Linked DNA regions of Homo sapiens: region 1 is linked to region 2. Evidence: chromatin contacts called from ENCODE Hi-C data. All regions are on one chromosome and are shown on one strand. Each heading gives the region's core, a stretch centred on a gene start or an enhancer-like site at or near the end of the contact. The rest is flanking DNA. Distances are from core to core; before and after follow the strand shown.

Evidence for each region. A loop is a pair of places that touch in the nucleus more often than their neighbours do. Pooled maps may share reads with other maps.
Region 1: a pooled map shows a loop between it and region 2 (20-fold over the local background). The contact joins two enhancer-like sites. A Hi-C loop is called at or near these places in 2 of 50 pooled maps.

What each region holds. Positions count from the first base shown.
Region 1 is chr22:35,307,343-35,311,514 of GRCh38, forward strand. The region is part of intron 1 of TOM1 (target of myb1 membrane trafficking protein); the gene reads left to right. Among named protein-coding and RNA genes, the nearest start is that of TOM1, 9.5 kb to the left of the region's middle. RefSeq lists a silencer at 1,894-1,963 and an enhancer at 3,780-4,059. Within about 2 kb of position 1,354, at least 5 of the 41 ENCODE cell types and tissues checked have a DNase peak (open chromatin) inside an H3K27ac peak, as active enhancers do.
Region 2 is chr22:32,721,866-32,726,173 of GRCh38, forward strand. All of the region lies in intron 6 of SYN3 (synapsin III), which reads right to left. Among named protein-coding and RNA genes, the nearest start is that of TIMP3, 78 kb to the right of the region's middle. Within about 2 kb of position 1,871, at least 21 of the 41 ENCODE cell types and tissues checked have a DNase peak (open chromatin) inside an H3K27ac peak, as active enhancers do.

The sequences.
Region 1 (4,172 bases), core at 104-2,603, 2.6 Mb after region 2:
ATTAAAGTAAATAATGCAGGAGAGGAAAAATTTAATGTCCCTCTAAAAATGTCTTTAAGTTTGCCCATGAGCCCACCTGGCATGATCCCAGGTAGCTCATTTTGATCACTGGGACGTAAGCAGCCTGAAATGGGGTCACAGCTTAGTCTCCGCATCAGAAGAGCTGGGTTCAGGTGCCAGCTCCGCCCCTTCCCGGCTGTGTCCCCCAGGTCTCCTCCTCAAGGGACACGGGAAACTTAGAAGTTGATAGAGCACTGCAAAGTGCGGTGGAGAACCACTGTGCAAGCCCTGAGGAGGGGAACTGGGCCTCGCTCCTGCTGGGGAAGGTAGAGAAGGGAAGGACGGAGCCTGGAGTCTTCCCAGAAGGGAAGGACGGAGCCAGGGGAGAAGGGAGGGGGAGAGAAGAACCAGCCAGACCACAGGGGCTGAGACAGACAGAGAATTTAGGGACAGACAGAGGGGTCTACTGTTTGAACTTGTTTGTGTTGGTGCAGTATAAACCCTGTAGTGGTTAACTTTATGTGTCAACTTGGCTAGGCCAGGGGAGAAAGATAGTTGGTCAAACATTATTTTAGATGTTTCTGTGAACGTATGCCTTAGATGAGATTAACATTTAAATCACCAGACCCGCGTAAAGCGTATTGCCCTCAATAACATGGGTGGGCCTCGTCCAATCAGTTGAAGGCCTGAATAGGAAAAAGACTGACCTCCCCAGAACAAGAGGGAACTTGGCCAGCAGGCTCCCCTTGTCCTTGCACTTGGACAGCATCTGTTTCCTGGATCTCCAGCCTGCCAGCTCACCCTACAGATTTTCAACTTGCTAAGCCTTCACACCTGCATAAGCCAATTCCTTAAGCGCTCGCTCTTTCTCCTGTGTGTGTGTGTGTGTCTGTCTCTCTCTCTCTCTCTTTCTTTCTGCTAGTTCCTTTTCTCTTTTTTTTTTTTTTTCTTTTTTTTTTGAGACGGAGTCTCACTCTGTTTCCCAGGCTGGAGTGCAGTGGGGCAGTCTTGGCTCACTGTAACCTCCACCTCCCAGGTTTAAGCAATTCTCCTGCCTCAGCCTCCTGAGTAGCTGGGACTACAGGCGCGTGCCACCACACCTGGCTAATTTTTATATTTTTTGTAGAGGCAGAGTTTCACCATGTTGGCCAGGCTGGTCTTGAACTCCTGACCTCGTGATCCTCCCGCCTTGGCCTCTCAAAGTGCTAGGATTACGGGCATGAGCTACCACAGCCAGCCTAGTTCCTTTTCTCTAGAGATCCCTGACTAATACAAAGCCCACTCCACCCCTGACCATCCAGATTGTCAGCAATACCTTTTACACTCCCAAGTGGGGAGTGAAAACAAATGCCATCTGTACCTCAGCCAGCCACTTCAAGCCTCTGCCTTCACAGCCTCACTTCTTACCTGGGGAGTTTTAGAAAACCTTTCTTTATCTCACTGACATTTCCTTTTGTTAGGTACTATAGTTAGTTACATCGACTTTAACATTGTGGGTTGCGGAAGCAATACCCTCTGTAAGGTATTTTAGGGTTTCTCTTGTGGTTTATGGTTAAAAAAAATACAGGGGAGAGGCAGCCAGGGTTTTGAGGAAGGGTGGCTCAGCAAATTAGGAGATGGATGGAACTTTCCACGCTGGGTCTGGAAAGAGTTATTCCTTTGGAAAATAGTTTTCAAGACAAGTTTCTGGCTGAAAAAAAAATAGCTTCTGCATATTTGTGATTTAAAAATCTCTTATGGGGTGCTTGAAATTCTCAATCATGTTGTGGTTGATATGTTTGTAGAGGATAGCATTTATTTTGGTGCTTGAAATGTATACACTCCTCCTCACACATCCCTGGAAGGTGAGTGCTTTGGTCATCTTTATTCTGTAGAGGAGGAACTGAGGCACAGAGAGGCCGAGGAGTTACCCAGGCTCACACAGCTGGTAGGTGCTGGAGTCTGGGCAGGATTTGTCTGTGTCTGCATCCCATCCTCCCAACTTTTCCATCTCACCGATTCCCCCTTAGAACTGAAAGAGGCCAGGCGCAGTGGCTCACACCTGTAATCCCAGCACTTTGGGAGGCCAAGACAGGCAGATCGCCTGAGGTCAGGAGTTCAAGACCAGCCTGGCCAACATGGTAAAACCCCATCTTTACTAAAAATACAAACATTAGCTGGATGTGGTGGTGGGCGCCTGTAATCCCAGCTACCCTGGAGGCTGAGACAGGAGAATCGCTTGAACCGGTGAGGCGGAAGTTGCAGTGAGCCAAGATCGTGCCACAGCACTCCAGCCTGGGCAACAGAGTGAGACTCCATCTCAAAAAAAAAAAAAAAAAGAGAGAGAACTGAGAGACCTGCTGGGTTTCCCTTTGAGTGACAACATCTGTGTCCATCTAGAATGAATTCGTTCAGTAGTGGCTTCTTCTGTATTTCTGCCTAACCTTCTTGACCACATTGGTTTCATCCTCGTGCTTGCATTCTCACGGTAGGAAGCACAGGTGAAAGTACCAACTGTCTGTGTCTCTGTTACCAAGAAAGCAAAACCTTCCCCAGGAGCCGCCCAAGAGACACCCGCTTCCATCTCTGTGGCCAGAAGTCCCAGGGCTACTTCTGGCTGCAAGGGGGTCTAGAAAAGCTAAATGCTGTGAGCCCAGGGGGAGCATCTTCCACAACTATTGGAGTCAGCTCCACATGGTAGGGTTAATAAAAATTTCACATAGTCACTGAGTACAGTAATAGAAATACAGTATCTAGCAAGGACAGGTAAATGTGGCGTGTGGGTTCCCACACTGCATTTCCAGATGGACAGCATGGCTGGCCTATATCCAGAGGGGTCGGTCAGAATAGGGTGAAGGCTCTGGAGATCATTATCAGAGTGGAGTGGTCACAGGTCCTGAGGATGTTGGAGGACAGATTAAGGAGGGACGTGGTACTTTTTAAAAGTATTCAAAGGGTCACGGTGGCTCACGCCTGTAATCCCAGCACTTTGGGAGGCCAAGACGGGTGGATCACGAGGTCAAGAGATCGAGACCATCCTGGCCAATGTGGTGAAACCCTGTCTCTACTAAAAATACAAAAATTAGCTGGGCATGGTGGCACACGCCTGTAGTCCCAGCTACTCGGGAGGCCGAGTGAGGCAGGTGAACTTCAACCCAGTAGTTGGAGGTTGCAGTGAGCCGAGATCGTGCCACTGCACTCCAGCCTGGGCAACAGTGAGACTCTGTCTCAAAAAAAAAATGTATTCAGAGGATTGCAAGTTGGAAGAAGGATTAGGATTTCCACACAATAGCTAGTAAGGGATCAATGAGTGCCCAAGTGTGGAGGTGTTTCATTTACACTGTTATAAAGGTTTATTGTGCTGGTGAATACAGCCTCATCTTTCATTCAGTCATTCAGCAAACAGGTACTGCAGGTTTATCATGGCCCAGGTCCCATCTGGGGTAGACAGTTAGTCCATTTGTGAGCTATAACCGCCACCCTTAAAGAGCTCACAGACTCCTGGGAGAGAGAGATGTAGAAACAAAGAGATCGCCCAACAGAGTTATTTTAATCACTCCACTAAGCAGTGCTTAGAGTTGTGGTCTGTGGAAAATGCTACTGGCTGCTAGCTGGAAGGAATAGGCCCTGGCGGGGTGGGGGGTGTCAGGGCAGACTCCACCAGGAGACCTGACCTTTGATCTGGGCTTAGGAGCACGAGTTGAGGTGGGGAGGAGCACATTTCTTCCTGGAAGAAGGGCAGTGTGTTCAGAAGCACAGAAGCCTGAGGAGGGTGATGGGGTGGCTGCGGGCGATCAGCTGAGCTGGTGAGTGGGAGTGGGAGGAAGGACTGGGCCAGGTCTCAGTGCCGGCTCCCGAGGGCTTCAGTGGAGCCCGGTGCCTTCAGGTCCATGCCGTAGTTGTCCACCGCGGAGCAGTCCCGTGGGAAGGCCAGGGCAGCTGGACCTCACTCCTTAAAGAGGAATATTAATCACGAATACTTTGAGCTGCAGGTAACAGGAAACGCAACCAGCAGAGTCTGAAACCACCACAACAACGCACTTTGTTTACCTAGCAAGAAGCCTGAAGGTTGGCAGTTTCAGGGTGGGTTTGACAGCTCCACGATGTCTCAAAACAGCCAGACTCTTTCTTGTTCTGTCCTTAGCCTGGTGGCTAATCAGTGAAATACAGTGATTGTTGTTCTGGGAAGGCAG
Region 2 (4,308 bases), core at 621-3,120:
GGCTTTCTGAGAAGGGGACATTTGAACTGGAACCTGACTGATGACAAAATGCTGGCTCCAGGAACATCTGAGGGTAAAGCCTTGCAGGCAGGGAAGTGGCTGGTGCTACACAGTCCTGTGGTAGGAAGGAGCTTGTTTAACTTGCTTAAGAAGCAGAGAGACCAGCATGGCAGGAGCAAATGAGCGAGAGGAAGAGCGGTGGAAGATGAGGCCAGACGGTTCAATGCATCTCGAAGGGTCTGGAGACCATGTAAAGAGCTTAGTCTTTGTCCATTTGGAAGCCATAGAGGGTTTTAAGCAGGGAGTTGATGAAGTATTTTCCCAAGCAGATGCCTTTGGTTGTGTCAAGGGGAGGCAGGGGACAACGTACCCACAGGGTGGTGAGTTGGGGTTGCCTAAGTAGACTAAATAAACAACGATGGTGGCTACCAGCACCTCTCCCTTGACCCTTGATGGTGTACCAAGGTGGAGAAAAGACAGCAGAGTCGGGAAAAAATTTGGAGATCGAATCAAAGAGTCCACATAATTTGCACATGGCTCGGATACAGGCTGTGAAGGAAAAAAGGTGAATGGAGGGTTTTAGGTTGAGCAACCTGGGTCATGCCCCTCACTGAGATAGAGAAGACCAAGGGAAGAGTAGATTTCAAGGGGGAAATCAAGAGTTCTGTTTGGGTGGATTAAATTGGAGATGTCTCTTACTCGGACAGTGCCAAGGAGTCAGGCGGATAGAAGTCTGGAATTGGTGGCCGAGGCCAGTTTCCCACGGGGCTCCACCCGTACCCAGATGCCTCACAGGGGTGGGGAGGAAGTGTTGGCTCTCACAGGGCCATCCACTCTGGACAGCTGACTCAAGGCTGCTAAGAAGTCACTGCCAGTCCCCCAAACCCTATCTCTAGGCTAGGAAGGTGGCTTTGGAGCTGTCAGCATTCCAGTTGGACCTTCCTTCTGGAGTCCCTCCCTAGTAAAAGCAGATCTAGCTAATAACCCCAGAACCGAGGGCGGGAGTAGGAGATGTGAAATATGGGAATAATAATAAAAGCCTATGTTACGAGACTGCTTGTCTTGGTCCCGAGCTTCTTCATAAATAATCTTCACCTCAAATTGCCTACACACTATGGCAGATCAACAACATGGGTTCAACTAGCTCCATTTCATTGATGAGAAAATGGAGGTTCCAAAGAATTGAGTGACTTTCCCAAGGTCACGCAGATGATGAATCCAAGACTCAAACCTGAGCCCTCTGAGATCACACCTACTGCGCCCTGCTCAATAGTAAGCCATCTGCCGCCAGAAAGGTCTTATTTTGAGAGAGCCAGCAGCAAGGGCTCTGGAGCCAGATCACCAGGGTTCAACTCCTGACTTGACCACTTGAAGGTAACGTGAGCATGGGCAAATTAGTCAACATCACTTGCTTCTGTTTCCCATCTATAAAATGGGGACAGGAAGAGTGTTCACTTCAGAGGATCAACATTTATAAAGTGCTTAGAACAGTGCAGGAAGGGCTATACATGTGTTGGCTACTACTGTGCTCATTACTTTCATATACACTAAACAGAGACGTGGGGACTGCCTAGAATCTGGAGAGAAGATCCAGCCCTCTCATGTAAGATATGGAGAAACTGAGGCCCAGATAAGGGAATGGAGGCAGCCTCTTAGACAAGTTGGGCCCAAGAATCTGGCTGGTGGAGGAACTCTCCCTATTCTCTGAAAGTCACCCCAAGCCAGACTATTTTCAGGAGATGAACTTCCAAGCTCGATATACCCTTAATTCATGTGGAATTTCAGCTCTGGGCTCGGCTCCCAGGAGGAGCCCCTCCACCCCTTTATGAAAATAGAGCGGAGTCATTCGGCAAAACCTCAAGCTAATGCTTTTAAGGAACTGGCAGGTTGAAACAGGAAACTGTTCTAAGTAGAAACCACAGAAACAGCACATGCTTGCCGCTGCCGGCTGCCGCCTGGATCCTTGCCGGAGGCCCCAGGGATAGGGGAGCTGTAGGCCGTGCCACGTGAGGGGGCCTCAGGAACCTAGCCCTGGTGCTGCTGACCGTACGTGGCCATGTGACAGCAAATGCCACGTCTTGTGGGCATATTTAAAGGTCAAAGCAAGGTGGGGTGGTAACCAACAGGCTACCAGCATTAGACACACAGAAAGCTAGTGTCGGAGCAAACCTGCTCCTTTCTATGCAAGCCCCTCATGTTGTATCTGTTAAAACTGAGGCCCAGAGAGGGGAAGAAACTAGTCCAAGTCATCCAGCAAGGAGTGGTGAAGCAGGATAGGAAATCTAGACTTTCTAGCACCTAAGCCAATGCTATTTAACAACAGTCAGTGCATTTCCTGCCTTCCATCCATTCACCTCTTCCAATATAGGGTACTTTTCTGTTTTGTTTTGTTTTGTTTTGTTTTGTTTTAGAGATAGGGTCTTGCTATGTTGCCCAGGGTGGCCTCAAACTCCTGGGCTCAAGTGAGCCTCCTACCTCAGCTTCCCATGTATCTGGGACTACAGAAGGGTAATTTTGTAAGAGCATAAATTCCAGGTCAGAAGACCAGAGTTCAACAAAGACTCTGCCTATTCCCAGCTGAGTGATCTTAGGCAAGTTACCTAACCTTTCTGTGCCTCAGTGTCTTCTTCTCCTTTTCCTGTTAATAAAATGAGGGACAGTAACATTACTTATCTAATAGGATTTCTGGAAGGATTCAGTGTGATAATCTATATGAACCTCTTCGTATAGTGTCTGACAAATAGTAAGAGCTCAATAAAGTTTTTATTTTTTTCATGTATTAAATGCCCAGTAAGTGACAGCCACATTGTCACAAAGAGATCAGTCAAGTGTCGGGGACAGAGAGAGTAAATTTTGACATGTCTAGAAATGGCGCAAGAGAGGGAAGGATGCCATTAGGACTCTGGCATCCTGAAAAACCTGGCCCCAGGGAGGAGAGGGCTGCTGAGAGGAGTAGGCCAAACACCTCTTCTGGGCCGAGCGCGGTGGCTCACGCCTGTAATCCCAGCACTTTGGGAGGCTGAGGTGGGCGGATCATGAGTTCAGGAGTTCAAGACCACCCTGGCCAACATGGTGAAATCCTGTCTCTACTAAAGATACAAAAAATTAGCCAAGTGTGGTGGTGCACACCTGTAATCCCAGCTACTTGGGAGACTGAGGCAGGATCGTTTGAATCTAGAAGGTGGAGGTTCCAGTGAGCCGAGATCGCGCCATTGCACTCCAGCCTGGGTGACAGGGTGAGACTTTGTCTCAAACAAAACAAAACAAACACAACACAACACAACACAACGCAACACAACACACCTCTTCTGTGCAGAGATGAGAACCCATGCCCAAGGGTTTCTTTCCACCACAGCAGGTTTTTTTTGCTACTTTGGAGGATGATCCCAGTAAAGCATGCCCTGGTTTCCTGGGAGTGGGGACACAATGCACAGGGTCATCCCCACTCCAGAGCTGGAATGCCAACTGAGGCCATAAAACAGGATTTAACTATTTCTTATGAAACTTGGCACAAACTTTTGCTTTCAGTCTTTAGAACAATTCCCCGTCCCTCCACTCCAAAGATGCCTATGTCCTAATTCCCAGAGCCAGTAAACAGATCACTTTGCATGCCAAAAGGGACTTTGCTGATGTGATGAAGTGAACGATCTTGAGATGGAGAGATTATCTTGCATTCTACGCGTGGGCTGATGGGTCCGTGAAATTAGGAGGCAGAAGAGTCAGAGTGAGAGGAGGAGATGTGATGACTGAGGCGGAGGTCAGAGTGACCTGAGGCAGGGGCCATGAGCCAAGGCATGCAGGCGGCCTCCAGAGCTGGAAAAGATCAGGAAACAGATCCTCCCCTAGATCCTCCAGAAAGAACCAGCCCTGCTGACCCAGTTTAGACTTCTGACGTCCAAACAGGAAGATCATAAATTTGTGTTGTTTTAAGCCACTAAGTGTATGGTCATTTGTTATAGCAGCCTCAGGAAGCAAATATGCTTAGTCAATATTTAGTCTGACGTTGGTCACTGTAGCTCTATTCTCCGCTATGTGTAGTTTGAGTCTTATTTTTTGCATAATCCCCAAAATACGTAAAAGCTCCCCTGAGCATGACATACAAGGCCCTGCTTGCTCTGGCTCCTTCCTGGTACATGCCTCCTTTTCATCTTTTTTATCCTAGGACAGGGTCTTGGAGAAAACAGGAATATGTAAGGTGTGCCATGTGAGGTCTAGTCTTCATATTTCCCATGAAATATTCAATAAAGTCTAGATAATAATAACTAGTAATCCAGTATAGATTTTTATTTTTTTTTTGAGATGAAGTCT